Linked DNA regions of Mus musculus: regions 1 and 2 are each linked to region 3. A link is a loop called in an ENCODE intact Hi-C map of the cell type or tissue named here. Cell type or tissue: left cerebral cortex. All regions are shown on one strand. Links, peaks and the distances in the headings refer to the core of each region. The heading gives the core; the rest is flanking DNA. Region 1 has its middle 30 kb from the start of Gm30986. Region 2 has its middle 36 kb from the start of 5330413P13Rik. Region 3 overlaps Adra1d (adrenergic receptor, alpha 1d).

The links. Hi-C counts contacts between places; a loop is a spot of excess contacts. Peaks named below come from ENCODE experiments on the same cell type or tissue, not always from the same donor. Only the 100,000 strongest peaks of a DNase experiment are listed, where the experiment ranks them.
Region 1: it touches region 3 in a loop (10-fold over the local background); 16 of 42 quality-filtered maps call a loop at or near these places.
Region 2: it touches region 3 in a loop (8-fold over the local background); 39 of 42 quality-filtered maps call a loop at or near these places.

The regions. Positions count from the first base shown.
Region 1 is chr2:131,765,219-131,775,155 of GRCm38, forward strand. No RefSeq gene overlaps it. Among named protein-coding and RNA genes, the nearest start is that of Gm30986, 30 kb to the left of the region's middle. In left cerebral cortex, for the core only: CTCF peaks have their summits at 5,872 (motif pointing left) and 7,360 (motif pointing left); DNase peaks (open chromatin) are centred at 5,850, 7,095, 7,350 and 7,838; H3K27ac peaks cover 354 bases.
Region 2 is chr2:131,806,854-131,816,790 of GRCm38, forward strand. No RefSeq gene overlaps it. Among named protein-coding and RNA genes, the nearest start is that of 5330413P13Rik, 36 kb to the right of the region's middle. In left cerebral cortex, for the core only: a CTCF peak has its summit at 6,087; DNase peaks (open chromatin) are centred at 6,077 and 7,982.
Region 3 is chr2:131,540,875-131,550,811 of GRCm38, forward strand. Adra1d (adrenergic receptor, alpha 1d) reads right to left here. Exons shown (of 2, transcript NM_013460.5): 2 at 4,483-5,666. The coding sequence ends at 5,071. The region is part of intron 1 of Gm39938 (a long non-coding RNA gene); the gene reads left to right. Among named protein-coding and RNA genes, the nearest start is that of Gm39938, 7.6 kb to the left of the region's middle. In left cerebral cortex, for the core only: CTCF peaks have their summits at 3,544, 4,807 and 6,115; DNase peaks (open chromatin) are centred at 4,773, 5,752 and 6,263; H3K4me3 peaks cover 1,368 bases; H3K27ac peaks cover 1,934 bases.

The DNA of each region.
Region 1 (9,937 bases), core at 3,238-8,237, 230 kb after region 3:
TGCTCTTTAATCACTTATTTACATATTAATTTTTCAACAGCTTACAGCTCAGTCACACCATTTGCTTGTTTAAAATAAAGTATCTTTCCAATAACTGTATCTAATCATTTCTATTTCCCTCCTTTACTTTCTACTTTCAGTTGAATCTTGGGCACTAGGTGGGCTCCATATTATCTTTATTTGTAGGTGAAAAATTATAGTGTAAAGTGTTTAAATAATTGGTTTCATAGATAGATGTTGGACTGAACTTTGACTCAAGTCCTCTGACCCCAGAGCTTTGAGTTAACCATTATGCTGTCAACTGGCTCCTTCCCCCAGCCCCTCCTCCTCCACAATGACAAAAAATCCTGACACAGACTGCTTCTAGCTTATAAGGATATTGACTAAGGTTAAATGAAGCCATCTAGATTCAGCCCCTGCAACATGGCAAGAGGTAACAAAGATTAGTGTCAGAAATGATAATGGGTTGATGGTGCTGCAAATGTGGCCGGTCAGAGAGACTAGAGGGCAACACCTGCATCTCATTTGTCCCCTCTCTCCACCCCAGTGCCTTGTTATTGTGTGAGCTGTGTCGGAGTGAGTAGTCATTATAGTGAAAAGAAGAACAATTAGGAGGTGTTGTCATTAATCTTGCTTGTCAACTTGACAGGCTTTAGAATCACAATGCAAGCAAATCTCTAGAAAAGTCTGCAGGCAGTTTCCTAGGTTGGGTTCAATGAGATGGGAACACTTGCTCTAATGTGGGTGGCACCATGCTATGGGCTGGGGTCTTCTGACTGTAGCTGCAATGTGAGGCCATGACTTCCCTGCTGTGGGGGACCATACCCTAGAAACACGAGCCAAGATAAATCTTTCCTTAATCGCTTTTGTCATCAGTGAGCTAAGTGGCACCTAGAGAAAACTTTCATCCATGTAAAGATGGAAGAAGTATTTGCTCTTAGATGTTGAGATGTCACATTGTTCCCCTTGTTTCCAACAGAAATTGGAGATATTCTGTTAGACTGATCAGGTGTTCATTTCCTTACCCTGGGATGATTTCAGAGGGCCAGATAAGATGACAGCATCTGAGGAAGGTGGAAGGGACTGGAGGCAGCTTTCACACTGACAATGGGTCTTGTCCTCATTCAGATTTTAGTCTCAGGTGGCACTGAGGTCCACTGTCCATGTCCTAAGGGCCACACTGTAGGCCTCAAATATTAGTGTACAAGGACCCTATGCCCATTGTTGAGGCCTCTCTTGGGAAAAGAGAAGTTAGAGTTTAGGGGAGAGCAATTTAGCTGTCAGAAGAGCAAAGGCCTTTGCTTAATAAGAACTAAAAATATTAATGACAGGCCAATGACTGAATATTATTTACCTGAGGCCTTCAAAGCTGTCTGGAAGAAGTGAGTCTAAGCCAAGAGCAAGGACCAACATTCTCATGTGTCTGAGATAGCGTGGGCAAGGGAGCTCATTATAAAGGCAAAGAGAGAGCCAAAAAGGAGGCCTCGAGAACCAGGGATTCCAGCCTACATGGATTTCAGCTACACTGAGCAATCTAGCACAGCTCTGCCTTTATAACAGCAAATACCGGTAAGGAGTGGGCAAAGCCCATAAGCACAAAAGCAAGAAGAGAGCTCTTCTAATCTCTGTCTCTCTGTGTCTGTGTCCGTGTCCGTGTCCGTGTCCGTGTCCGTGTCCGTGTCCGTGTCCGTGTCCGTGTCTGTGTCTGTCTCTCTCTCTCTCTCTCCTCTCTCTCTCCATCACATGTACATATTACATACCTTTAATTTCTTGACAATAAAATGGAGATTTTTTTTGCAAGCACTTTACTAGGGATTATTTATTTATATTTCCAACATTAAGTCATTTACTCTTCATTGAATCCTGGGTAGTGGGGATATTGCTGCAAGTTTGCAAATAAGCGATTCTAAGCATAGTTAAAGGACTAGACCAATGTTATGTACATATGCACATATAAGTGTATACATATGTTTACATGCATATATGTGGGCATTGTTTAGACCTTTAGAAGATCCTCCTGATGAACACAAATCTAAAGAAATTTCCTAATAAAACATGCCTGTGCCTTTTTAAATTTTGAAATACTTTATTGGTGATCTTTTAAAAATTAATTTTCTACAAAAGTAAGGTGTCTTGGCTTTTGTCACGTCCCTTCCTCCTCTCTCTGAACCTCTTGCCTACCTGATGCATACCTGACTCAGGGAGCAACACTGCATTAACACTCCCCGAATGACGCACTTCTTCAGTCTAGTGGCTATGTGAATCCTCATTCATCTCCCTGAACTTGGCACCGCTTAACAGTGCTAGCTAACATGGTTCCTCCCCAGGCTGGCTGTAATAGCCAGCTACGCTCTCCACTAACTGTCCCCGTTTCCATCTAGCCGTCTGGCCATCTGCCAGGTCACACCAGGACAAGAATTCAAAAAAGGAAGAGATTTTAATGTGTGATGGACACGTCTTCCTGTCTTCTGTTGAGGAAGTTGAGCTTCAGCTGAGTTTTAGTATTAGCAGGGTACAGGACAGGCCAGTACAAATTCTAAGAGCAGTTATTCCTAATTTCAGAAAAGGTAAAAAGGGTGTAGTGTCAAAAAGGCAAGAGACTGGACTCTATGACAGACCTAGGGAAGGAAGTATGGTTGGACAGGAAGTCAAGGCACCAAGGGAAGGGTGGTGTCCTGGTTAGCATTAACTAAGAGCTCGGTGCAGCCAACATTTAAGTTGGTGTGGCCCAACACAGCCTAGGAGCAAAAAGAATCCTGATGGAGGAATTCTCTTTATCACGTTGGTCTGTGGAGGTATCTGAGAGGGATGGTCTTGCCTGTCTTAATTGATGTAAGAGAGCCCAACACTTCCAGGACATCCCTAGTCAGTGGGTCTAGGCTATGCAAGGATAACAGGCAGATGAGATTGTCCACTGTACTGTTTCTTTCTTCAGATTCGCAAGCATTACTTGGCAGTGTAAGAACTCTGTAACATTCCGGAAGGTAGTGGCACACACCTTTAATCTCAGCACTCCAGAGGCAAAGGCAGACAGATCTCTGTAAGATTGAATCCAGCCTGGTCTACAGAGTGAGCCCAGGACAGCCAGAGCTAAAACAGAGAAAGCCTGATTCAAACAAAACAAAGCAAAACAAAACCAAACCTTTGAAACACTAACACAATTAATTTATGGGGTCATGGTTGAAGTGTGTGCAGCTAAACATGAGCAAGTGGATCAGCTGGCAAGTGTCGTTCTCCATGGTTCCTTTCCTGCTTCCTTGGCTGTGATGCGATTCCTGTTTTCAGGTTCCTGCCTTGAGTTCCTGCTAGCTTCCCTCAGTGATGGACTGTGGCCTGGAAGTGTAAGATGAAAGAAACCCTTTCCTCCCCATTTGCTTTTGGTCAGAGTGTCATATTACAGCAACAGAATGAAACTAGAACAGGTGAGCCATGTCTTCATCATAGGTAGGAGATGTGGCAGAAGACTGTGCCTCTGATCCAGCACTCAGACAAGATAGGAGATCTAAGAGCAAGGACACTGGGCGCCCCTGAACTCCTGCTTGGACAAAGCAGACCTGTATTTCTTTTTCTTGGCTATCTGACCTTTTACTTTAACAATATTGCTTACAAAATATGCACATCTTTTTATGATGCATACAAAAGGCAAGAAGAAAAAGCACACTACCAAGAAGCATTATTAGACATGACACAAATATTAAAGCTATCAGACAGAATCTGACATGACAGTGTGCAGTACATTAAGGCCTCTAATGGAAAAGTTGGATTTCAAGCAAAATCAGATAAGAACTTTCCAGCCTGATGGAAACATGAAGATAAAACAAATGGAGACACTGGCTACAAAAGCCTAGCAACAAAGATGAGAAATCCTGTGCTTCCTCGGTGTGCTCAATTCATAACTTTCTGATCTTACAATGGAAATCACCCTCGTGGACACCCAACTCGCTTCAGCGGTTCAGGGATAAGGATTAGGAGTTTAGCCAGAAAATGCCAACAACCTGTGGACCGTGGAACTCGTTGGCATTCCAACTCTAAACATGAATATGGGAGTCTGTGCTCTTAGGAAGGAAGATTGGAGTCCCAAAATAGAGATGTTTTTAAGTGAAAGAAGGAAACAATGATCTTGATCCTCAAAATTGATTCAAAGCAGTCATTATATCTAGGAATGGATTTGGGACCGGCCTGGCAATGCACAGGTAACAGAGAACAGTGTTGGAATTAATACTGAACTCTCTACACCCTGGCTTCTGGCACTCTGTGAAACTGACTGCCTCTGTCACAGGAAATACTGTATCGATACAAAGGATCTAACCATGTCAAAGTACAGTTATCAAATGCATTTTTAAAGTTCACTTCTTGTCCTCCTCATTAAGTGGGTTGTTTTCAGTCTGTGGGGAAGGTCCGATTTATGTTTCCCACCCATCTCAGACTGACATCTCTTATGAGATGAAAAACATGAAAGAAAAAGATGAAACACAAGTATCAGTTTGTTTATTACCTCATTCAAACGATGTTAAACTGTTCTGTTAAATCGCTAACAATGTTTCAGTCTAGTGCCAGTACTCACCTGACCACAACCTGTGGTCACTCACGGTTGAGTGCCAGGTCATGGGCCACCCTCTCTGTGGTTCCTCATTAACTACAAAACCCACTGGTGTGTCTAAATTATGTGAGTCTGAAGTCATAGGGAGTATAACTGATGACTGGCACGTGACATGAAAATATGCATGGATTCTATGGATGACCAAGTCTCAGTCATAGCTAACTTCATTAGAACACACTCAGAATGTCCCTGTGTGGCGCTGGAGAGCCAGCCCAGGGCCCTGCTCGGGTTCAGCCAGCACTCGACCACTGAGCTGTAGCCAAGTCCTTGGTTATTTGTTGTTGTGATACTATGTATCTCAGGCTAGCCTCCTGTTTCCTCGGCCTCACACGTGCTGAGATTATAGACATAGACCACTATGACTGGCTTTAACTGACATTTTTATAATGGAGCCAAACTTAAACCATAAGTTCATGAAAATGAAGATATATTTTTTTTCCTAAGTCCATTCACTTCCCAAGTTCTTTCCCAAGTCCTCAGTATGCTCCATTTGAGTCCCCTGCCTTAGATCGTTAATGCTAGAAGAGGAGGTAGTGTCTCACACATCACGGGAAGGCTTTCCTTCAAAGCTCAGCCTTTCACTGTCTGGGTTCACAGATTGTGGGGTTAGGAGAGGAGAAGCAGCCTAAGTGGGGAATAGCTCGTAAAAGCCACTAAGAGCATTAAAGCTGGAATCTGCCGGAACGGGAAACGGGCTACACCGGAAGTCCGGGCTTTCAGAATTGTAGTTAGTATCACGGTACTCAGGCAGACTCATGCAAGCTTCTGAACACTCATAATGCCCCATTGTGTCAAACATGGAAGAAAGCACATTACTCTTAATGTAACCCTAAAGACACTGTGGAACGTGTGTTTTCTTTATCCCCTAACCTCACAGTTAGGGGGACAGGGAAAAGGCCACCCAGCCAACTGCCCGGTGGCCTTCACTAAGGACCTCCAAAGACCAAGCAATGTATCCCTTATGCACATGCAACTACTTGGAGTGTTGCACCCAGCTCCAAGCACACTGGGATTTGACCTTCTAGCGAGGAGGACAAGAAATTAACTCACGATAGGAGTGACTCATGTAGTTCCCGTATTGCAGTTCCCACACTTTTACTGCTTTGTATTTAAGGATGAAGTGCCGCTAGGATCCAACAACACAAGATGGCTGACTGCAGAGTGGCTGTGTGTTGGCATCCAGGGCTGTCCTGGCACTGGAGTTTTCTCAAAGGTGCACAAGGATTTGGTGCATTCATGATTCTACAACTGGGATCAACAGTGCCCCCTAGAGGTATCGGGACTGTACTGCCAAGAAGGAATTGTTTCTCCTTCCCAGATTTTCCCTAGGCTTTTCTTGAGTGGGCAAGGCTTGCATCACAGGAACCTAGGAACAGCCACTGCAAAACCAGCGATCTTAGGAGGCAACCAAGATTTAATGCATACTAATAATCTAGCAAGCAGCTTATAGGCGCCCTGGAGCAGTAAGAACGGGGATCTAGGGATGCTTTAGGGCTCCCTTCAGTGGCAGAAACTGTGTGAATACTCAGACCCACACTTTCAGATGGAGAACCGCTGGGTTAAAGTTGCAGATCATTAGGAGACCTGTTTGGGGCTTAATGGTATTGATAATAAACATCTGAGCTAAAGATTGAGGGGCCAGAAGAGGACAAAGACTCCACAGGAAGTCAACTAACTTGGACCCTTGGGGGCTCCCAGGGACTGAATCACCAACCGAAGAGCGAACATGGGCTGGACCTAGGACCCTTTCACATATTTAGCAGATGACAGCTTGGTCTTGATGCAGGGCCCCCAAACAACTGGAGCAGAGACTGTCCCTGAGCCTGTTGCCGACCTGCCTGCCTGTGGATCCCCCACACCTAAATGGACAGCCTTGTCGGTCCTCTGTGGGTGAGGCTGTGCCCAGTCCCTCCCTCAGCAGCTCGATGTGCAGCGTGGGGGCTGGGAGGAGAATGGGGGGAGGACTTATTGAGGGAGTACCAGGAGGAAAGGAAAGGCTTATATTAGGTTGTAAAGTGAATAATTAAATAAATTTAATTTTAAAAAGCTATTATAGTAAAAATAACATGGCACTGGCACAAAAAACAGACATGTAGGTCAATGGAACAAAGTAAAACCCCAGAAATGAGTGCATGAAATTATAGCCATTTGATATCTGACCACACCGCTTCAAACATGAATTAGTAAAAACATTGTTTAAAAACAATAAAGCAACTGAAGGAAGGAAGGCAGTGACTACAAATATTAAACTGTGACTAAGTCATGTGATTCTTAAACAGGAGCAAGTGACAGTTCTCAAAGACAGACATATAACCCACAAAGTACACTTAAAATGCTCAAAATCTTTAACCATCAAGAAAATGCCAATCAAAACTACACTGGGAGTGAATGTCACCACAGCTGAAACAACTACGCAATAAAACAAAAAATAACAGAAGTTGGCAAGAACAGGGGAGTGGGCAAAGGAACCAGTATGCACTGTGAGGGGAATATAAATTAGTACAGCCATTTTAGGACACTGTGGGGGTTACTAAACACACACACACACACACACTCGCGCATACACACGGAAATTAGAGCCACTAGACAGTATAGTGGGGTGGGTCTGTACTCTCAGAATGTGGAAGCTGAAGGTAGAAGAATTGTGGGCTTGCAGCCATCCTAGACCACATCCAAATCCCTATCTTAAGGAAAGAATAAAGGAAAAACTTCCATACGACCAATATTGTATTAGTTTGCTTCCCTCTTGTGGTGATAAAACAGTGATCAAAATCAGCTTGGGGGTGTTCTTGGGCTTGGTCTACTCTTCCACATCATGGTCCATCATTGATAGCCAGGACAGGAATTCAAGCAGGAGCAAAGGCAGGTCACAGGCTTGGGGGTAAGTGACTTTCACAGATGAGCCATCTTGCCAACCCTGGACTGTCTTCCAAGGGCGTTGTCTTTTGGGGGTTAGGTTACTGTGGCAAGCAGGACTCTCTTTGGCTTGCAGACTCTCCTCTGTGAGTTCTCCACCAATGTGTGCCTCTGTGTTGCCACTGAGTAGATGGGCAAAGAATCCATTGACATCCATTGACAGAACATCAAGGGAGGAGCCTCAAACTTGGACTTCCCAGAGACCAGATTCAAACCTCCTTAGAATATCAGTGTTTCTACACATTGGATTGATGCCTACTGATACACTCCACAGGGAGAACATGTGGAGTTTTATCACACATGAAGTGAGGACTTGGATCACAAAATTAGAAACATTTCTCCACCCAATCAGCAACAACAAAAGTCATGATTTGGAATCAGATATATCTCAGCCAACTGTGAATTTAGCCAAATTTTAGCCAACTGGGAAGTTCCTTGGAGTTGAAATTCAAGCTGTCAAGATGTCTTTTCCCAAGCCTTTGACCTAACCAGTCCTGTGTCTGAGGATGCTGTCACTGACATTAGCACCACCCCACTCCCTGCTTCCCCACGCTGGGCATTTTCCTGGGCCTCTTGGTCACATTAGCTTATACCATGAGGACTTTCATCTGAATACCTACAGCTTTCAGAGGCACAGTAGGTCTTCAGAGGCACAGTAGGTCTTCAGTATTGCAGTGTTTCATTCCTCACTAATGCCAAGGAGGATTTTTTCTGTAGGGGTAGACCTTATTTTTAAAGCTCACTCATCCGTTGATGAAAATTTAGATTGTTTCCACTTCTGAGCTTTTGTGACTAACCTTGTATGAGCACTCATGTACAGTTTTTGTGTGGACAGGACGTATGGTTTTAATTTCCTTTGAACATATCCCTAAGATTAAAATGATCAGGTCACATAGCATTTCTATGTTTAGCCTCTGTGTCTTAACATTTTGAGAAACTTTTAAACTCTTTTTCAAAGTTTCTGGGCCTTTTTACAATCCCACTAGCAATATGTCAGGCCCAATTTTAAGTTGAGTGGGTTGGGATTTTTTTTTATTGTCAAGCTTAACATTCTTTATCGTTTCTGGCTATAAGCCCCTTGTATTATAAAAATGTGTTTTCTGTCAGTGCACAGGGGAATCCATAGAGACTGAAGACGCTGGTGACTTTCAGGGAGGTGTTGCGGGGGCAAGGGTGATGGCTGCTGGCCAGTATACAGTTTCTTTATGCAATGTTAAACAAGGTCTAAAATTGTTCAAAGTTACACCACCCAGAAATATACTAAGAATCTCTTTAAGTTACGTAATTTACAGTGGAAATTTTTGTGGTGCCTGACTGGTATCCCCATAAAGATTTTTGTAACTGAACATCTCCAAAATGCCAGGACTCTATCAAACACCAGAGTCTATGTTGTACAGGGGTTGTCATCTGGGTTCGACTATCCTAAAAGGGCGCCTGCGCTGAGGTGTTAATACCTAGGCTGTGACTCTATGGTACTGGAACCTTCAGGAGTAGTGTCTTGTGAAAGGATGTTGGGCTGTGTGGTCTTGCTCTTGAAAGGAGCAGCCTGGCTCTTCACTTTTTATTTTATTATTTTTACTTATGGCATCTGAATGTCGAGTGGAGGGTATATGCACCCCTTCCCTTTTCTGATTTCCTGAGGTGGTTTACTGTCATAGACACAGAATCAACATGGTCAGCTGACCAAGGACTTGGACCTCTAACACCATGAACTCAACCAAAGCTTCCCTTCAGTCAGTTGACTTTTATGGGCTGTTCTGTCGTGGTAACACAAAGCCAGCGAACAGAGTAGGTAAAGGACACAGAACTGTGTTGGACGGGAAAGTCCAGGGAAGAAAGGTGCGGAATGCACAAAGAGCGCGCTGCCAATAGAACCCTTGTGGTGGTGGCCCGCACCATCAAGCTACTGCTCTCCCATTCTCCCTGCTCTCTAAACACAACTCATGCAGTATGTATCCTTCTGGACAGGGTAATTTCATCTAGTGTGTCTCCCATGACCTCCATATTGTAGCAAGATAGAATTTTCTTCATATTTTCATTTTAGGGCTTAATAGTGAGTGTGTGTATGTGTGTGTGTGTGTGTGAGAGAGAGAGAGAGAGAGAGAGAGAGAGAGACTGTGTGTGAAACTGTGTGTAATAGTGTGTGTGTGAGTATATGAGGGTGGGTGTGAGAGTGTAAGTGTATGTGTGAGTGTGTGTGTGAGTTTGTGTGTCCATGTGTGTGTGAGTTTGTGTGTCTATGTGTATGTGAGTGTGTGTGCATGTGAATTTGTGCATGAGTATATGTATGTGTATGCTTCTGTGAGTGTGTGTGTGCATGTGTGTGAGTGTGTGTGTGTGACTTTCTTTACTTATTCCTCTACTGATACACATTGAGGTTGTTTGCATGTCTTGTCTATTATAAATTCTGCTTCAGTGAAC
Region 2 (9,937 bases), core at 3,024-8,023, 270 kb after region 3:
CAGAGGTGAGGTCTCTGGGAGGGAATCAGGGTTAGACAAGGTCCTGAAATGACCTCTGGGGTAGGGTCAGTGGTTTGGTAAAAAGGAGGTCGGAGTCAGTACAGGTGACCTGAGTTGCCACATGACACTCTCAGCTATGTTATGATACAGAAACGAATCCCTTACCAGATGCTGACTCATGCAAGGCTGTGGTATTCTGTTACAGCCACAGAGAATGGATTAAGTCAATGCGGAGAGGAGAAATATCTGCAAGTGCCTGAGGGAGTAACTGACCTTGGACCTGGAGTGGTGATAAAGAACTGGAATTTCTGACACGTGTGTACATCCGCATCTGTGTGTTTAAAGCCGTCCATCCTTCTTTGCTGCTCTGAGCATCTCCCACTCTGGTCAGGCCCAGCAAGCCCGGCTTGTCTTAACTGCTTTTCTCTCACGGGCATGCTGGCTTCAATTTCTCCTGGACACAAACAAACCAAAGCCCGGTATCCCAGTGCCCTGGAGGGCTGGAATAGAAAGCTGGGGTCTGGCTCTCAGCAGTTGCAGGAGCTTGACCTAGGGCCCACGGCAGAGCTGAGGGTCAATAAACTCGGATGGAAAAACAGTGCAGGTGTTGACACACTGCTTTCCAGCTGACATGGCAGCTGCCATTGACATTCGGAATTTATTTTTCAGCCGTGTCGTTACCTGGCTGCTGGATTTGGCTACATGGCCCCTTCAAAGAGACGCAAGGCTATCTCTCCTTCGCCCGATTTGGCTTTTGTAAAGCACTTTGGTAAGTGGGATTGGATGGGCTCACTTTCCTCTGTCATTCCGAGTACTTTATTCTTTAGATATGAGATTACCGAGCAGTCTGCATAGGATTCACCCGATTGCCGGGCTGGAGAGGTGGCTCAACAGTTAAGAGCACTGGCTGCCCTTCCAGAGGTCCTGAGTTCAATTTCCAGCAACCACATTGTGACTCACAAGGGATCTGATGCCCTCTTCTGGCATGCAGGTGTACAGGCAGCAGAGCAATCACACACATAAAATAAATCATCGTCATCGTCATCATCATCATCCCCAGATTGCAGCGTGAAGCCAAGGTCCAAACAATACTAGGACGACTCTCGGGCACAGAGGTTCCATTCTTCCCGCTGCCCCTCAGCCCCTCTGAGAAAGCGCAGAGCCAGAGCTGAGCAGAGAGTGCCCCAGGCCTCTGCCCCACTCTCAGTGGGAGGGACGCAATCGTAACCAAGCTGCAGTTCTGGAACATTTGCAGACAGTCTTCTATGCTGCCCCTCTCTTGCCTTTTCTGTCCATCTTCCACTTAAATCCAATTGGATTTGAGTCCGTCCACACTCTTATTTTCATTTACAAACATATTTTAAACATATATTCATTTACAGATGCAAATCTGAGACTCTCGGGGTTTATTCTGTGTATACAGGAAGCATCATAAATAAGTGGAAAAAAAATAAGTGTTTTCTGAGATTATAACATATTCATTAGTTACAAGTGCAACCTATTTGCAAAAATCTGGAGCAAAGCACATGCAGTTTGAACTTTTTTTCTTCTTAATGTTGTATTGTATTTTCCTATATTGTTAAATTGTATTTAAAATCATTTCTGACTGCGTGTATGTCAAATAAGGTTGCAGTAAAATATATCCTCTCCCTGCTGGACATTAACTCTTCTGTGGGCTTGTGGGGGCTGGGGATATGGCTTTAGTGGTATAGCATTTACCCAGCATGCTCTGGGTTTCAGCATAGCAATAAAAAAATAAATAAAACCTGCTGTGGCAAACCTCGCCACACATATCTCTCTGAAAAAATTGACTTATGCTTTTCAAATCAACCCCTAAAAAGCACAAGTAACGGGTGACAAGCATGGTTGTTCTCCACCGTTCATTTGCTTACTAGGAGGATAGGTGACATGGACTCCAGACCCCCGACAGGAAACGAAAGGGCCTCTCATGCTTCCTCGCAAGCAACAGAACTGACGGCTTAAAGGGAAACTTGGGAAGAAGTACCCAATCCATCCTGATTTCCTGGGCCCCTTCTCACATCCCCTTCACAGCAATGCACGCCCCACCCTCATCTGAGAAGCCTCTGTTTGCACTAGATGGTAATTAACATACTGAGCACAGCTGGCCAGGCTACCGAGAATAAGAGACTACAGAAGGCTCAGCCCTAAAGGGAACATAAGCCACCACCCCACACCGGACATGGCTCAGGATCATTGCAGAAGAGAGACCAAAAGAGTCTAAGAGCCAGAAGCGGTGGGTGACCGCAAGGAAACAATGTCTTCAGACACAGTGGGGCAGCTGCATGTAGGAAGTCAAAATAGCTGCAACAGCATGCAAAAGACCTGTGTGGGCCCACGCCAGACCGAATCCCAGCATGGAGAGGAGAATACAATCCCACCCCTAGATGTGGAGATGTGGGTAATTATGAGCTATTGGGAAAGGAGACAGTTTTTTAAGAGTGTGGCCCCTGCCACATTGAGCACTCTGCAGTGGAAGACTATTTGGGGAGCATAAGCTGATCCTGACGGATTTAAAAGAAAATAGGAGACAAAGTTGGGTAACTAGGGATGGGAGGGGTGGATCTGGGAGGAGTTGGGGGAGGGGTTGCACACCATCAAACATGTTGTATGAAGATCTCAAAGAACTAAAAGGAAAAAAAAGAAAGCTTTGCTAATTTTAAAGACAAAATTGTCTCCAATTTTATTTACATTTCACAAAGAGTGGCGTTGCTTGGCTTTTTAACTGTTTATTAATTGTTGTGTATTCCTTGTTCATAACCCCTACATCACTATATTCGCTACTATGTGTTATATACTAAACCATTCACATTTCATCAGCTCAGGGCTGGTGGAGGACTGTAACTCCGGGCAGAGCAATGGTTCTTCAGCCTTGAAAACATCAAATTTCATAGTCCGATCTGACTTATAATGCAGATTATCTAGTTTTCTTCATGGCAACTACATTATTGTCCCCATTTTACAACAGAGGAAACTGAGGCCCAGAGAGGAGAGATGAACTTGCCAATGGCCACACAACCAACAGACGGTGCAGCCAGGATTTGAACTCAGGCAGTCTTACTCCGTGGTTTTAACAAATAGTTAATGTTTTATGAACGTTAAGGAGAAATTATGAATGCTCCAGTTAACAGGAATTTTTTCTTTATTTTACAGCTTGTAGTTAGTTTCTCAGTTTGCACAGTGTAAACGCAGTAAAAGATTTCTGTTTTTAGTTTCCAGTATCAAATCACAACATTTCCAAATAGAAACATTAAAAGAAACCTGCCTTTAAGGAACTTTCCTTCTTTCTCAACTCTTGTTTTGTTTTGAGAGGAGGTCCCAGGATTTCGTACCCACTGGCCTGGAGCTCACTCTATGTATCAGGCTGTCTTTGAACTCATGGAGATCCATCTGCCTCTGCCTCCACTGGGATTAAAGAGGTGTGAGCCACCACACCCACTCCCCTTCTCAACTCATGAAAACATCTGATTTCTAAGCTATTTATGGCTGGGTTTGCTGGCCTCATGCTTGGGAGGTAGAGTCAGAAGGATCAGGGTCAGGCTCAGCTACTTAGTGATGGTGTACCCAGCCGCATCTATGTGAGGTCTTTTTCGAAACTAAATAAGATCTTTATTAAAATGCACAGGATCTTCACTCAGTCCTTTGACAGGAACAGGGATATTATGTTCTTCAATTTGTCTTAAATGGGTTTTTATAATATCCTTTAAGTATGTGGTCCATTCGTCCAAGTTATCAAATTTGTGGACATGATGGTGTCCACAGTGGTCCTCAGTAATTTGTACAACATCCAGGCATCACTAACAATGACCCCTCTTTTATCTTGGATATTGGCAATTTGGGTGGGTTTTTTTTTCCATAGTTAGCAGGCTAGACACGAACTTTATCGATTTTTTTTCTATTCACTTGTGTTTGGTTTTATTGTTGTTGTTGTTGTTGCTTTTTGCTTGGTTTGATTGGGGGGGGGTTGTCTTGCTTTAGATTTAAATTTCTCTTCTTTCTAAAGGCTCCCATGCTGATGGGATCCACATCTTCCTTTCTAGGGTATACACCAATACACTGCACTACACTACACTGCACTGCACTGCACTGCACTGCACTGCACTGCACTACACTACACTACACTGCACTACACTACACTGCTACAAATTCTAGTCACTGAGATTGCTGCAGCCTATGTGTTTCAATAGATTGTATCTGAGCATTTAACTTTTTCAAAGTAATCTTTAATTCATCTTTAGCCTGTTTTTCCTCATTGTATGTTATAAAGAAATATATTGCCAGGCAGTGGTGGCGCATGCCTTCAATCCCAGCACTTGGGAGGTAGAGGCAGGCAGATTTCTGAGTTTGAGGCCAGCCTGGTCTACAGAGTGAGTTCCAGGACAGCCAGGACTGCACAGAGAAACCCTGTCTCAAAACAAACAAATATATCGTCTAATTTATAGATATTCAGGGGAATTTATCCAGATATTTTTTACATTGGTTTCTAGCTTTATTCTGTTATATCTGAGAATAAGCTTTTTATAATTGCTAATCTTTAAAAATGTACAGAATCTTAAAATCTTCAAGCAGAAATAAAAATGCTTTGAGCTTTAGACTTTGCTTGTTCTAATGAGAGTGTCTGCTGTGTGTATCCTAAACATTTGTGCTTACACACACACCTACATTTTTTGTGTTAAGTTTTGAACTGTGAGGGGAGTTGGGAGGTAAAAGTCCTCCTGACTGGTGTTAATGCTGTAGAAAAGGGAAGCCATCAAGATATTTAGCCTTTTTCACCAAGTGAACAGACCCTGAGAAGGTCCTGACTATGAGCCAGCAAGCCAGCCCTTCAAACCAGTCAGTGAATCTGCCATTTCCTCCATCTTGGACCTCCCAGCCTCAAGAATTGAGAGAATGTGTGTTGTTTATAGTTCTACACAGTTGTGGTGTTTTGTTATAGCAACCCCAAAGACCCCAAACACTGCCTTTCCTGTTTAAATTTAAAGCACAGCATTGGCTGCTGATGGAGCACTGGACAGATTTAGGTTTTGAGAGGCGCTATGTTCTCAACAGTGCTGACTCAACTGTGATTGATTCAGTTCAGGAGCTACTGAGTTGCCTGGGCATTTCCTGTTTCTACGGATGCAATGGGCAAACAGTCAACGATTCTTCGACTCTTCGTTCTTGATATAAATGCTCTCTTGCTCTCTGATGGGAGGAAGTGTCCTGGGTGTAAGAGGGTAAACTGTCCGGTCTGGGTCATATGGGCAAGGGCAGATCAGTGCCTCCAGGTTACTGCTCTTTGCCCTCCATATTACACCACAAACTCCGTAACTTCATAGTTTTGAACGTGGAAGAATGGAGCCCTTCACTGTTTAAAGAAGCTGATTGCCATTCAAAATTACCATTTGGTTGATTCTTTGGACTCAGCTCAGTTCGTTTGATTTTGATTGGATTATAGGTGATTACTAGGGTGATCCTAGCTAGGATTATTTCCTGTACCGAAGTATGGAACACTAGTTGCCCCGCCCCTTCCCCTTTTCCTTCTTCATCTATTAAGTTTCTAGCTCTGCGCAACACTCAACATTACACAGACTTACTTGTGCAGCCAGCTTTGGCCTGAATATAGGGATTCCTTAATTACCTTTCTTGTATGCCCGTGGACTCTAAAGTTCGTCTGGAGAGAAACTATCACTGATCCACAGGGGCTCTGGTGTTTTCTACCCGGTGTTTTCCCAAGACAGATGGGAAAATCTGCGGAGGTGCAGAGGGTCTACTCGTGGGTAAGCCTTTCTGTGGAGGAGGCCACTGTCAAGTGGGCTTGCGGGGAGAGTATAACCCAAACAGAGAACTTTGTCTATATTTGCTAGCTCTCAGGAATCCAACAGGACCAATCCCTCAGCCAGGTTTCCAACAGGGTAAAAAGATATGCCCTGTCCTAAGGTTCCACGCGATCTAGATTCCAACACCACACCTCCACTTAGGCAGGAAGAGCAGCGATGGGTAGGAGGACTGGGAACAGGCGGAGCTGACAGGCTCTGCCTTAGACAGGACTTTGAGAACATTTTGCACTATGCAGTTGGTACCCGTGGTCGGAGCGCCGCCTAGCGGCGGCATCTGATCCTCCTCCCACAAAGCGCGAGCATCCTGGATGGGATCCGTAGGTTCACTCTTGGCTTAGCCCACAACAGAGAGGCTGGAGTGTGAGAAAGAAGGGTATCCGCAGAAGTCGTGCCTACTGCAGTCCGTCTGAGGTCCAAACTAGACTGAGTTCTTCATGTACCCGCTTTTTTCCAAGTTGCTATCAGCTCTCTGTCCCCAGCGCTCCTCCTGATTGTCCCTTACCACCCCCCCACACACACACACACACACTCTTGAATTCTACTTTGTGGAGTAAAACGGATTCATTTTCTCCATATCTGTAACTGAACAGATTCACGCCATCTTCCCAATACAAACTAAAGACTAGGAGATCCAAAGGGGCGGTTCCAATCCCAAGGGCAGGAGACTCGACCAGAAGAACTACTACTACTTCATTTCCAATGAAGTGCCAAGGCAAGAAAAGGCTTGGGATATCTAAGCCTGAAAGCCATCAGGCAGTAGGACTCTCCTATTACCTCAATGAAGGTCACAATTTCTATGCACAACTAATTTGATGGTGTCCACCCACATTAGTAGGGCAGTTTGATTTATTTGATCTATTTAGATGTTTACCTCATCCAGGTTCCATCATAGAAACACCTAGAACAGTGTGAGACCAAATGCCTAGCACACCCATCAAGTTGGCATATAGTGAATTATCACAGCTCCCCTGGCTTAAGCCATGCCAGGTAGTTGGGGGAACTTGTGAGGGAAGTCCACCCAAGGCAGAGGGCTGGACAGTTGGGAATGTGTCTAAGAAGCCATGGGCACCATCAGTAGTTATCTGGCTATTTAAGGTGTCTGAACACCTTGTCCACAGGGCACCGAGTTTCTACTCTGAACCCAGCCTCCTTCCCAAGGTCTATCCCTGAAAAAAAGAGCAGGAGCTCACCACATCTCACTCACCCCTTGCCTGGATTGACAACTTCAGATCTCCTGCTCTCGGCCATGCAGAAATCTGTTATCCAGCAGCCCTAACTGACAGGAACAATTCATTTTGCCAAAAACAGCCCACCCTTTCCTTTCCTGAAATTTCTGGACATCAACCGTCGACGTCCCCAAGTGCACGGCCAAACAGAAACAAGGCATCCCTGTGGCAAAGGAGAAGTCACGGTCTTTTCTGCCCAGCTCCCAGGCTTGCAGAAACACAGTGAGAGCTTTACTCATGGCCGTGCTTTTATGTGTTCTTCATCCTGTGCAGCGCAGCAGAGCCTGGCTGATAACAACACCATGTAACAGTAATTAGATGGATAATTATATGTGCGTGGAAGGGTTTGGTGGACGGGTCTTGGTGAATAGGGCTATAAATACATATATCAAGAAAGATTTCCATTAGAAGTGAGCCTAAAGCAATTGAAAAGAGTTCATTAGCGACGTCAGGAGATTTCTGTAGCTAAAACATTATCGGCTCTTTTCACCCTTCACTGAAAGGCTGTCAATGGGGAAAAAAAGAATCTGAGATTATGGTGTGAGTCCATGGGAGGAAAGTGCTGAGTCCATAAGTGTTCTGTCTTTATGCAGCTTCTCCTGGACTCAGCTGTGGCGCAGGCCAACATCTACCTTGTTTACACCCAGTGCCTTAAATGAACGATGCTTAAAGACATCGTTTTGTTAAACTCGATGTGCTATAGACACAGGGTGACTATAGTTACTTCTACCAACGTGCTGTGGTTAAAGGCTTTAGAAGAAAAGCTGAAACGGATATGGGACGTGATTCTGCTTCACCTCCCCCAGACAGACAGACAGGCCTCAGGTACAACTGTTCCAGCTAACACCCTTGCATGCGGTTTTTCAGAGAGCCAGCTGATCTTTCCATTTACCCAGTAAGCAGCCCACACAAATGGAAGAGCTAAAGCCTGCTGGTTATGTGTGCTAGGCACAGCCATCCACTTCCCTCATGGGCTTCAAGTCCAACAGTCAGGCAAGAGCAAGGTTCCAGAGCATGGAGCATAGATTTGAGACCTGAAAGCCTTTTGAAAGAGATTTGTGCTGGGTGTGCAAATGTGTAACAGTGCCCGTGCATGATGGTTAAAATTACAGAAGAGGGTGAACAGTAGTGAGCTGCACCCTCACACACCCAGCACCAAGGTTTAAAATGCAATCCCTTAGTCCACACCCATGGTTGCTCTGACTCCTCTCTGGTTCCTCCAGGATCCTGTCTCCAGCCCCTGTTCCTCAGGCTTGGACATCTCAGATCTATCAGCTGTGATTTCTGTGCCTTCATACATACATTCACCATGAATGCATGTGTCCCTGGAGCATCATCTTGTGCGTGAATATATTACTGCACATCAAAACCTCTGCAACTGGTCCTTTTGCTTGAGTTTGTGAGGCTCCTCTGTGCAGATATGGGGTGCTGTAACTGCTCGTTGTTTCTGCAGTTTATGTCAAGAGACTATGTCACAGTTCACATACTCATTGGTTTCCAGTGCACTGGCGTTTGGGTGGGTTAGAACACATTATCCTTGACCATGTTCCTGGAAATGTCATCATATGTGTATATAAATAATTCCAACCTAAGCCACACTATGCTGAGATTGTTTCCTCATGATCCAATTCACAGTCCATCTTTAGAAAGAGTGTTGGGCTTCAAAACCACTTACCTTGATTTACTGAGTGACCACAGTAGGAACACTGTGTTTAGGAGATTTTCGGTTTGATGAGCTGTTTCCCTCACATGTGGGTTATTCTGGATTTCAGTTTCCAGCAAGTGACTTGATTGATTTTCCTCCGTCCTCTTTTTCTAATGAGTCCATTTTAAAATTAAAGTTTTACTTGACAATGACGACTGCCTTTACAGTTTAGTAAGTAAAAGTGGTTCCAAACTCATCTGATTTTTATTATGTTTTCCTTGTTAACTCACAGATTGCTCCCAGTTATTATTCATTGTGAAGAAAAATTGTGGAAAATAATTATTTGGAATATGTTGAGTTTTTTTTTCTTTTTTGTAGTTCAATATGTTGTCATTCAGGGGGGCGTGTTCTTTGTATGCTGGGAGAAATGTGCTCTGTGCAATACAAGTCTCTAGGTCTCTCTCTATATATCTATCTATCTCTCTCTCCCTCCCTCCCTCCCTCCCTCCCTCCCTCCCTCCCTCCCTCCTTCTCTTCCTCTTCCCTCTCCGTAACCGAGTTATCTGTAGGAGTCTCATTTGGGACTTGCCTCCATCAGACTGGCCTATGGACATGTCTCTGGAGCATGTTTTTGATTGGGTAGCTTGGCCTGGGCTGTATAAGAGAGGTAACAGAATGCAATCTTGGAGCATAATCTACAGCTGCCACTTTACAAAAACCCACACAATCCCTAGCTGCCCTCCATTTGTCCTTTCACTCACAGAGAAGTGGAGTCCCGCTGCCCCATAAAGGAAACTTCTCTTGCAGCAGACAGAGACCATTACAGAAAACTCGCAGTACAAGTGCAGAGTTGCAGAGCCCAGTCCCCTTTGATACATCTGCAATACACTGCTGCTCCGAAGCCTCGAGACAGAAGAGGGGCAGAAAGATTGTAGGAGTCCAGGAAACAGGGAGTCTGCTGTGAGATTGATCGTTTCTCTTAGGGACGCCAGAAACTAATGCTTCACAACATGGCTGCCTAAAGACAACATCAACAGACAGACATGCGGACACGCGGACAGGTGGACAGGGGAAAGCTCACAAAGCCTCGACCTTGAACAGAGAACCACAGGCAACTAAGGAAAGCCGAGAGCAGGAGGAGCAGCCTTCCCCAGAGAAGAGCACAATGGTTAGCCAATACGAAATGGTCAGCTCTGAAAGCATACATACAAGCAATGTTATACAGATGG
Region 3 (9,937 bases), core at 2,057-7,056:
ACAGTGAGATCTGCCACCTTGGCATAGGTGGCTGGTTAGTTTCCAGTTTTCTCTGGTCTCTTTCTAAATCCTACAATTTGGCCAAGCTGAGAAAATATCCTTGAGGCAGATACATTCCAGTCCCTGGGACTGGAAAGAGGGGTTAACTCTTAGTTTATGCTGTGTGAAGATTAAATAACTCATCACTATGCACAATGAATATACACCAGTAAAAAGGTTAAATAACGGAATACAAGTGTTGTAGACAACTAGGGCTGATTTTTTCTGAGGTTTCTTGCTAGGCAGAACCCTGTTCTGGTCCAGGTAGTAGTCCAGGAAGCAGTCAGTGATTCCCCTATGGTATCCTAAGATGGAGGTTAGTAGGATTTCCTATAAAGGTTAAGGTAATAAATGTAGGTTTTGTGAATCAAGAGGCAAAACTGAAGATATTGCATGGTCAGGTTCACATAATGCCATAAAATAGTATTCTTTTGACTTTCCCCCACTTTCAGTTTGTGGGTGGTACTGAGTCAGGTGGCAGGCTGGGTTTGGCTGGCAGAACTTTGGACCACTTCTTTCAACTAGCCATACCCACTTCCCCAGTTTTTCATGCAAGGTAGTCGTGTGATCTACCTCTGGCCATGAAGGCCTTGTGTGAGAGCTGTAGGAGAGGTGTGGGTCTGGGCCAGTTAATGCGGGGTAACTGGAGACAGGTGCTAGCTGAGCACTGCAGTAGAGCCTCTCTGTCCTTATCCTTGAACAGCAAGCCACTGGTCACGCATGGCGCAACAAAGGGGAAAAGCTCTCAATGAAAGCTTTAAAGCAGATGGCACAAGCTTGGCAAGCTTGGCAGTCCCAGCAGCCCATTTACCCCTTCGTTTGTCAGGTGAGAAAAGCAATGCCGTGGATTACACAGGCAGTGATCAGTGTCCTTCATAGTCATGGTCTCCTGAGCTGATCCAGTGTGCTGAGGGATGTCACTGTCACCCACCCTGCTCCTCCCACTCTCTCCCATGCTGGTGCACAGATGGCATTGGTCCTCTGTGACCCTCCTACTCCCATCTGCCTCACTCTGTTAGATTTGATGCCGTATTAGCCAACTTGTGATCCAGCCAATGACCTATGATCTCTTTGGCTTTACTCAAAGGATGAATGGGGCCAAATCTGATTCATTCTCAGGCAAAGGAACTCTCAGGTTGTTGGTTCAGTGGGAAAATGCGCTTGCTGCATGAGCCTAGGGACCTGAATCTGATTCCTGAAACCCATGTAAGAGGTGGAAGGATAGAACTCCACAGTTATCCTCCCAATAAACACACACATACACACACACAACACATGCACACACACAGAGTAAACCTCCATTTGGTCAAGGTATGTTATGAGAAGAACAGAGAAGGACCTGGGACTTTTCCTTTGGTTCCTGGAAGGGTAGAAAGGACTGAATGTAAACTCTGATGGAGCCAATGGGTGGCAAAAGAAAGCTGTGCAACGGAGAAGCGCAAGTGCAGCCGATGTTTCCTTCCAGCCCTTGTCTTTCAAAGCCCAGCTTGTGTGGCTCCATTTCCCAGACTCCGTATTGATATTCCCCACCCCCCACCCTCAACCCTACCTTCTCCCCCCACCCTCCTGATCCTGGGGATTGAAGCTAAGGCCTTAAGCATGAAAGGCACACACTCTACTGCCACGGGGAGCTCCAGGTCCCTTGTCTTCATTCCAAATGCATCCTGCAGTTTCCCTGCGGGGGGTGGGGGGTGGGTCCTTTCAAACCAGTCACTTTAGAATGTAGGTCTCTGCCCTGGCCACAGTTCTTAGTTCCCTTGTTCTTCTTGAGGTACGAGTCTAGATGGGGGAAGGGAAGACAGGAAACCCAGACCACTGGAGGGCAGCACCAAGCTCCTCAAAAGGCCCCATCTGTCCCCATGTGAGCTATGCCCCATGTGAGCTATTCCAGGCAGAGCCTGAGGACTGACTTAGCCTTTTGAGCATCTGGATTTGTACTTCTCTGGAGCCACAAGAAGCAGGGCAGGACGGGAATTCATAAAAAGAATTCTTTCCAAGCGGACAGACGGTGGCCATGTAGTCCCCCGGGGGTATAAAAAAGATGGGAATAGAATCAGGGTCAAGAGGGCTCTAAAGGAGTCAGAACTGATACAAGGAAGGATGGTGGAAGTCTCAGACACTTCCCCTTGGCCTGTCAATGACTGGAACAGGAGGGATCCAGGGACTGGCTGATGCTAGGGGCCTGGGGGGGGGGGGTGGTGGTGGTGGAGGAGGTTGGGATTGGAATGTGGGTCATGTGTTACCATAGATGTGTAGGGCATATCTGCTCTTGGGGACATAGGGACTCTCAGTGCACTGTGGACAGGCTGGGTGTGAGTGACCTGAGAGGCTGCAGTGTGCTTGGTGACTGCTCTGAGCTGGGAATCTGTGAGGGAGATATTGGAACAATGTAAAACCAGTAAGTTGGGGAGAGGAGGAGGCAGGGCATGCTCAGGGGACTTTGTGGGAAGTAAATGGCCCTGAGGTGTGTGTGGAGGAGAGTTGGAATGCACATCTGGAGCTCAAGATATCAAGACTTGGGAGTCATTTGTGTGTGATCATTGACAAGTGGCGTGGGTGAGATTATGTGAGGAGTTGAGAAAAGGAATATAACCCTGTGGACCGTTTAAGAGTAGACAGGGGAGCCTGTGTGGAAGGAGGAGAAAGGAGAGGGAGACATGAATGGGTACTAGTCAGCTCCAGCAGACTCTCTACATTAGAGAAGATGTTGCAACAGGCTAGATGTCATTAACACAAGGGACGAGCCCAGGGAAACTGGAGGTCCCTGGCAAGTTGCAAAAGTATCCTAGGAAGAGTGTGGGAAGGAAAAGTGAGTGGTTAGATGGCATTTAGGGTCCTGGGGTGGGAAGCAGGCTAAGAGACAAACAGCATCATCCTTTAAAGCTTGCTTCAGTCTTTGTCACATCTCCTGTGACCATCCTTCACCAGGCATAGATGCCTGAGGCCTTACCTATCCTTCAAGATCACATGAGGGCAAAGGCCTCCTGTCTTACCTGAACTTCAGGAACAGTTTCTAGTCAGACTCGTAGGATGGGCTAAGGGGCTATGGCCCCCAGGAACCCAAGAAATGGTACATTTCCCCAGATTTTCCTGAAGCCACCCAGGGGCATCATGAGTCCATCTACTCCTCTCTGCTGAGATCCTGTCAGATCCAGGAGTGAGGTCAGCAGCTGTGCTTTATTAGCTACAAAGCAAGATCCATGGAGGCCTCTGCTGAAGAGACCCTTCTGCTCCTCATTCACGCTCAGTTCCCGGTGTGAGCAGCAATAGTGTGCACAGGGCATAGGGCTGAAGCCTGGTCATGGACGACTGCTGTGCTTAGCACAAGTACTGAGTGGGACCCCAAACACCTAAGCTGGCATTTAAAGCAAACCTGGCTCCCTTCTACCAGAGAGATCAGTGCTCAGTAACTTGACACTGGGGGCTACCAACTGACTGATTTCTGACTTGACCCATGGATCCTTCCACTGTGAGAAGCCTGCCCCCTAGCTTCAAGGAGGCCAGCATGTACAAAAGGGGCACTCTGGTGTAGGTAGCACATTCCCAGTGCCTGCTATAACTGCTTCTCTGTACTGGGTGCTTTGAAAACGCAGATCCCAGATCACTTTGTAAACCATTTCCTTCTGATCCCAGCTACTACTCTTGTAAAATTATCGAGAAAGGCTTGGAGTTTCAGGCAGACTACCTCCTTAGTAAAGGACAGAAACTTTTGGTTCACAACACCGATCCATGCTGGAGCCAGTAACTGGCTCTTCCAGTTTCAGGGTCTTGTTTAGAAAGGTGTCCCTCTAAGGGCTGATTGCTCCCAGTTATCAGTCCCATGCAGGTTGGATACATGCGGTTGATATTTTCTTTTCAGAGACTGATCCATGGGATGTATGTCTCGACTCAGAGCTAAGGAACATCACAGCTAGGTATGGCTTTTCTTAACATCCACACGCTTGTCTGCTTGGGTGTGTAGATCCTCTGTAACGATTTATCACTTGCATGATGTAGCCACTATGTTCCCTGAGGCCCTCAAACATTGCAGATGCACCTGGGGGTGGGGGGTGGGTGGGGGGGGTGGGGGAGCTGATACAAAGTCTGTGCTTATGTGACTTTCAAAAGCCAACAAAGTACCAAAGTCCTTTAGTCTTGCTAAAAGATCCAAAGGACAGTGGTGACCCCATGGATTAAAGGGGAAAACCAGTTCCCAAAGTATGTTTCTGAGCTATATGACCTTCCCTCCACACACCAGCAAGGTGAACACAGACTGTCCTGTGATGGCTAAGGATTTCAGAAGAAGGCTCTATATGAATTACAGGCCAAAGATGGACAGTTTGCACAGTCTGAACAAAATATAAGTACTCTTACCAATAAATAGGTCTCAAAATGATAAATAAGGCTCTCCCCTGTTGGCAGCCTGGAATCCCAGTGAGAAGTGATGGGCACAGACAGGCACAATGAACTATGTACACAGTGTAAACAGTAAGGCCCTGGGGCGGGGGGGTGGGTGGGAATGGTGAGGGATTCATACAGTTAGGAGTGTGGGGAAGGGGGCAGTGAGCCCAGGGCAAAAACAACAGATTTGTATGGCGGGCATCCAATATACCACCAAAGCTTGCTGTATGGCAGGTCCTATGGCAGTAGGTCCATTGACTTCCTCCAGGTGGCAGTAAGGAGTAAAACTGTCCACGGATCTTTTCCCTGGGAGCAGCAAAACGAGAATTTGTACCTCTTCCCCCCCAAGGGGAGTAGCCATACTTGAAGTCTTCTGCCTAGACATCAGGAGCTGACTAAACAGTTCCTTAGACTGGATGAGAAGGGCGAATCCCGCAGCTCTTCCATTTCAGGAAGAGCTCTGGACAACTATGTCCAGCAGGCGGCACCATAACCCACCACCTTCCGAGTGCTCCGACCCCAGGTCCAGCTCCGGTTGCTTTGAGGTGAGATGGAGCAGCCACCCTGGTCAGAGTTTTGGATCCGAAGGCAGAATCCTATAAAGCACCCCACCTCTGGCCCCAGCACCCTCCTCAGCCTGAGTTTCGGTCCTTAAATGTCAGTCTCCCGGAGGTTGCTGAGGTCGCCCGGCTCATAAGCCTGGCAGATGACAGCCTCTGCCCCGTCTTGGGGAACATTTAGGGACACTGCTTCTACCTCCGAGCGCAGGGCACACGCAGTCTCCGCGCGCCGCGCGCCCCCAGAGCGGAACTTATGGGACAGGCTGGACACCTTCGCACGCAGCTGGGTCGTGGGTCTCTGTAGCGGCCCAAGCAGCCTCCACTCCCGGAGGGCGGAGGCTGGCTTTCGACGGCCGGAGACCGAAGCCTGCGCCTCCGGCGTGTCTACGGAGCCCGGGCCTGGGTGTGCAGTGAGGGCTAGGGGAGCCCCGGGGGGTGCGATGCGCGGGCTGGGGGCACAGTCGGAGCGCGGGTCGCCGGTCGAGGCTCGCCAGTGGTGGCCGTAGACTCGCCAGAGGCGGCGGCGGCGGCGGCGACACTGGCAGCGCAGGAGGCGGAGGAAGGCGCGCTTGAACTCGCGACTGGAGCAGGGGTAGATGAGCGGGTTCACACAGCTATTGAAGTAGCCCAGCCAGAAGATGACCTTGAAGACGCCCTCTGATGGTTTCAGCTGAGGGAACAGAGAACCTGCGGAGAACAGAGACCAGGCTAGTTAACTGATGGGGTTAGGAGGGAGGTTGACAAAGGACTGCTGCCGACCTCAGAAGCTGAGTCACGAGGTGGGTGCTATCAAGGGGGCGGGAGTGTTTCTCTCTATGAACATAGATGGGGAAAAAGAACCATCTTCTCTTGTTTTCCGAGTTCGACCTGTTAGAAAACTATTTGGGCACAGGCAACGAATCCCAACCAGAAAGAGACCAAACCACATTCAGCCAGTTTCGTATAGAAACTGGAGACTGCGTGTGCCCTGAGCTCGAAAAGTGGAAACAATGTCCCTAAACGTTCCCCAAGATGGGGACAAAGGCTGTCATCTGCCAGGCTCATGAGCCTGGAGACTACAGCAACCGCCCAGAGACTGCCAGAAACCGGCTCCACCAGTCTTTGCTGCGGAGCCTAGTTACTGCCGCCAGTGTGGAGGTCTCTCTGCTGAGGGCGGTCTCTAGAGGACGCCAGCAGGTCTTGTTCTTTAAGACGTTGATGTGGAAGTACGATTCTGCTACAAGTCTCACGTAAAAATATTTTGACAACCTTTTCCAGCAAAATGAGTTCATTAGCAATCTTTTGTACAGCATTTTACAGCACTCAGTCTCTGCAGTGTACTCTACTGCCTAAGCACAGAAAGGGAGAGGTTTGCTCAGTGCTCGGTACTGTAGAGGAGTCGTGAAACTGTGGTGCTGGCTCTGGGTGACAGTGTGACTACCAATGGGGCACAGGGCTGATCGTAGGCTCAGCGACAGCTTCCAACCATCTCAGACTTAGGCAGGATGGGACAGGCACGGAGCCTGTGGCTATCCTGTAGGGTGAGCTCACATCTCATCTAGGCTCCATAATGGAGGACCTTGAATTAAGGCACAGCTTTCCTTCAGTGGGGGAGTTAGAGCTCTGGTTATTTTTAAGCTGGTGAGAGACCCAGTTCAGAGCACAATACCCATGGCTGTCAAAATGTAGCCCTGTAGGGCTGTGCCCGGGAAAGTGTTGAGGAAAAGCTGGGATGGTTTTAGGTGGGGGAACAGAACACCAGACAAGTGCAAACGGGCACTAAGACCTGGTTTTCCACAAATATCTCCATTAGTATCCCCAATACGGACTCCAAGGAAGCCGTTCTCAGGGGAAGGAGACTGAGTGCAAAGGTGCTGCCTAGAGGTCACCTCTCACCTATCTCATCCTCAGCACAAGCGTCACTCTGGACAAAGCCTGCAGATCTGAGAGACAGAGAAGGCCAGGCATGGCATTCTCTGACAAATTCTCCCCCTGATTTACCCCAATATGGCAGAGACCCTTGCATATCACCTACTACCCACATGGAGAAACAGTTCCTGATGCTAAGAGATGGTGGAAGGAGAGGACAGTACCCACCACACAGCCCAGCCTTTTCCCACCTGCTCATGCTGCCCCTGGCAAGCTACTTGGCCACTGAAAGCCTCACTTTCTTTTTCTGTGAGCTGGAGACAATAATAATTCTCTGGATGGGATTCATAAATTTCAGGGCTCAGTGCTTAGCAGGATTTTAATCTAAATGTGTTGGGGTAGAGATAATATAGATCAGTACTAGAGAACTCATGCAGCATTTGAGAGCCCCAGGTTCAATTCTTAGAACAGCAAGCAAACTAACCCACCAAACAACCCACCTACCCACTCACCCACCCCTACTTATCCCTCCCCTGCCCTGTGGCTTTTCAGAGAGGTACCACAGACTTGGGAAAGGACTTACTGACTGTATCTAGAGAGCGGTCAGAAACAGTAGCTGAAATACGGCGGGGTTATGGGTACCAGGGCTCAGCAAGGCTTATTTCCCCCTGCAGAAGGGTTAGGCAGTCCCTGGAAAATGCCCGAAGGAAGGATCCTGTCCTGCAGGAAGAGCACCCTCAAGGATAGCATCCCTCAATGGCTGCAAAGTCAAGCCAAATGCTGGAAATGCCATTCTGACTCAGACTGCATTTTTTTCTGTTTAGCAGTGGCTGACACATCAGTGGACTATGTTGTCCAGTGGTTGTTGCCAGCCTGGTTTTATTCAGATATGTGGACAGCATGCCATGTTTTAGTGCTGTCCCAGTCTTACTGCAGACATTGATACTTTAATTTATGCACAACTGACTTTTGCAGAGTCTTCCTGGAACAGGGAATTTCTCACACCCGAAGGGGCTGGGATTCAAAGGCAGGCTTCCAGCCCCAACAATTTCCTTCTGCTTCCCTTGAGGTCTGACTTACTTTGAGTTTTCTCAGAAGCAAGCTCTGAGATAGGACAGGGTTCAAGTGCAAGCGTTTAGCCTGATAGTGAAACACCTTGGGTAGCTGCTGACTGGTAAGTCAGTTGCTAATGTGAGAAACTGAGGCTTAACCCCTAAGGGGAGTTTTGGGTTTTCCCACCAATGGTGAGGGATGTGGGTACCTAACACTCATCTCCATCATTCTCTAGCTGATTTCTTCACTAATTAAATTTCCCCACTTATATGGACTGCATTTTGGATGGGCTGCAAAAAGGAGTAAGTTACGGAAGCCTGTGGGTAAGAGATGCAGGCAGGCACTTAGGAGTGGGCCTGTGCAAACCGGAGATCTGAGGGAAACAGGTGGGCCCCACAGCCTCTGCCACAATCAGTTCTTACTCTCTTTCTAACCACGGTGTGCAGATATACTGCTTAGGATACTCAGGCTTCTTTGTTGCAGTCTGCCAGAGACAGCTGGTGGATCCACCAGCTGCTTTACCTGCTCATCCCCCATCAGTGCATCAGCTTTGTTACCGGTGCTGCGGAAGCTTGGCCCTCAGTGCATATTGAGGTGGGACAATGTGTAATGGATGGGGCCTTGTGGAAGGTAGGTGGTGGTGGTGGTGGTGGCGGGGGCAGCTCCATTCTCATGGAAGGGTTAATGCTGTCTGGTGGGAGTGGGCCAGGTCTTATAAGACTGGGATAATTCTCATGACACTGGGATATAAAGCAAGACCACCACATATATCTATTTCTCTTATACTCTGCCATTTCCCCTTCCATTCTCTTCCATTCTGTGTTGTTCCCATAAGCCCTTCCTAGATACTGATGATGATGTTGTCTGGGCTTCCCAGCTATCAGAACTGAGAGACAAATAAACCTCTTTTCTTTATAAGGTTGTTAATCTCAACTATTTTGTTATAGCAACACAGTACAGACTAAGGCTATGAAAGTCTCAATGGGTATACAGGAGTCTTGGGGCTGAGGCTATACCACTCTCAGTACTCGGGCACACTCCTCCTTGGTTCTAGTGGGCTCACTCCCCCATCCTGAACATCATTCTCTGATTTCTTATGGGTACAAAGCCCAGCTGGGCAAACTTGCTTTAGAAGTTGTTTTTACCAAGGAGGCTACTGTGTGCTGCCAGCTGTAGCCTCTACCTTTCTCCAGTCCCCCAGTGCTGCAGCCCTGCTCTGGCACTCTCTGTCTGCAGTGTGTCTTTGCATGAGCTATGTGGGCACTCTGTTCTCTGTGATGGCCTACCTTCTCTTGCTTTTGGGTTGTTACGCATGGTTGTCCCTGATGCTCTTCTTACATACCTGGCAGTGTGTAAGAAGTGACAGCTCCACACGGGGTGCCTTCCACCTACTTTCCGTTTAGACACAAGGAGGTCCTCCTATTTGGGCTTCCCTCAGCCCCTCACCCACACCCCTGTTCAGTTTCCACCCTGCTGGCTTGGTTGCACCCACCTGCCTTCCCACAAGTCCTGTACGAGGGGTGTTAGTTTTCTGGAAAGTGTGGTTCCCCAGTCTATGCAGCTCCTGGGAGGTGGTGGAACCTTTAAGAAGTAGGGACTAAAGCCTGGTGTGGTGGCGCACGCCTCTAATCCCAGCACTCGGGAGGCAGAGTCAGGCGGATTTCTGAGTTTGAGGCCAGCCTGGTCTACAAGGTGAGTTCCAGGACAGCCAGGGCTACACAGAGAAACTGTCTCAAAAAACCAAAAAAAAAAAAAAAAAAAAAAAAAAAAAAAAGTAGGGACTAGGGACTAGCTAGAGGATTTAGCTCCCTCTCCCTCTCCCTCTCTCTCTCTTTCATTCTCTTCTGTTTTTAGCCACTCACTGCTGCCATGACATGCTGCCCCACCACCTGCCCCCAAACGGCCAGCCAGCCAATCAGACTGCAGCCTCCCAAGCAATGACCCAATAAGAAAGCTCTCCCCTTTTCAGTTAGCTGTCTCAGGATTTGTCACAGAGCCTGCTAACACCCTAACACCAATAAGAGGTATAAGAGGTATAGTTTAGTGTCCTGCAGTGT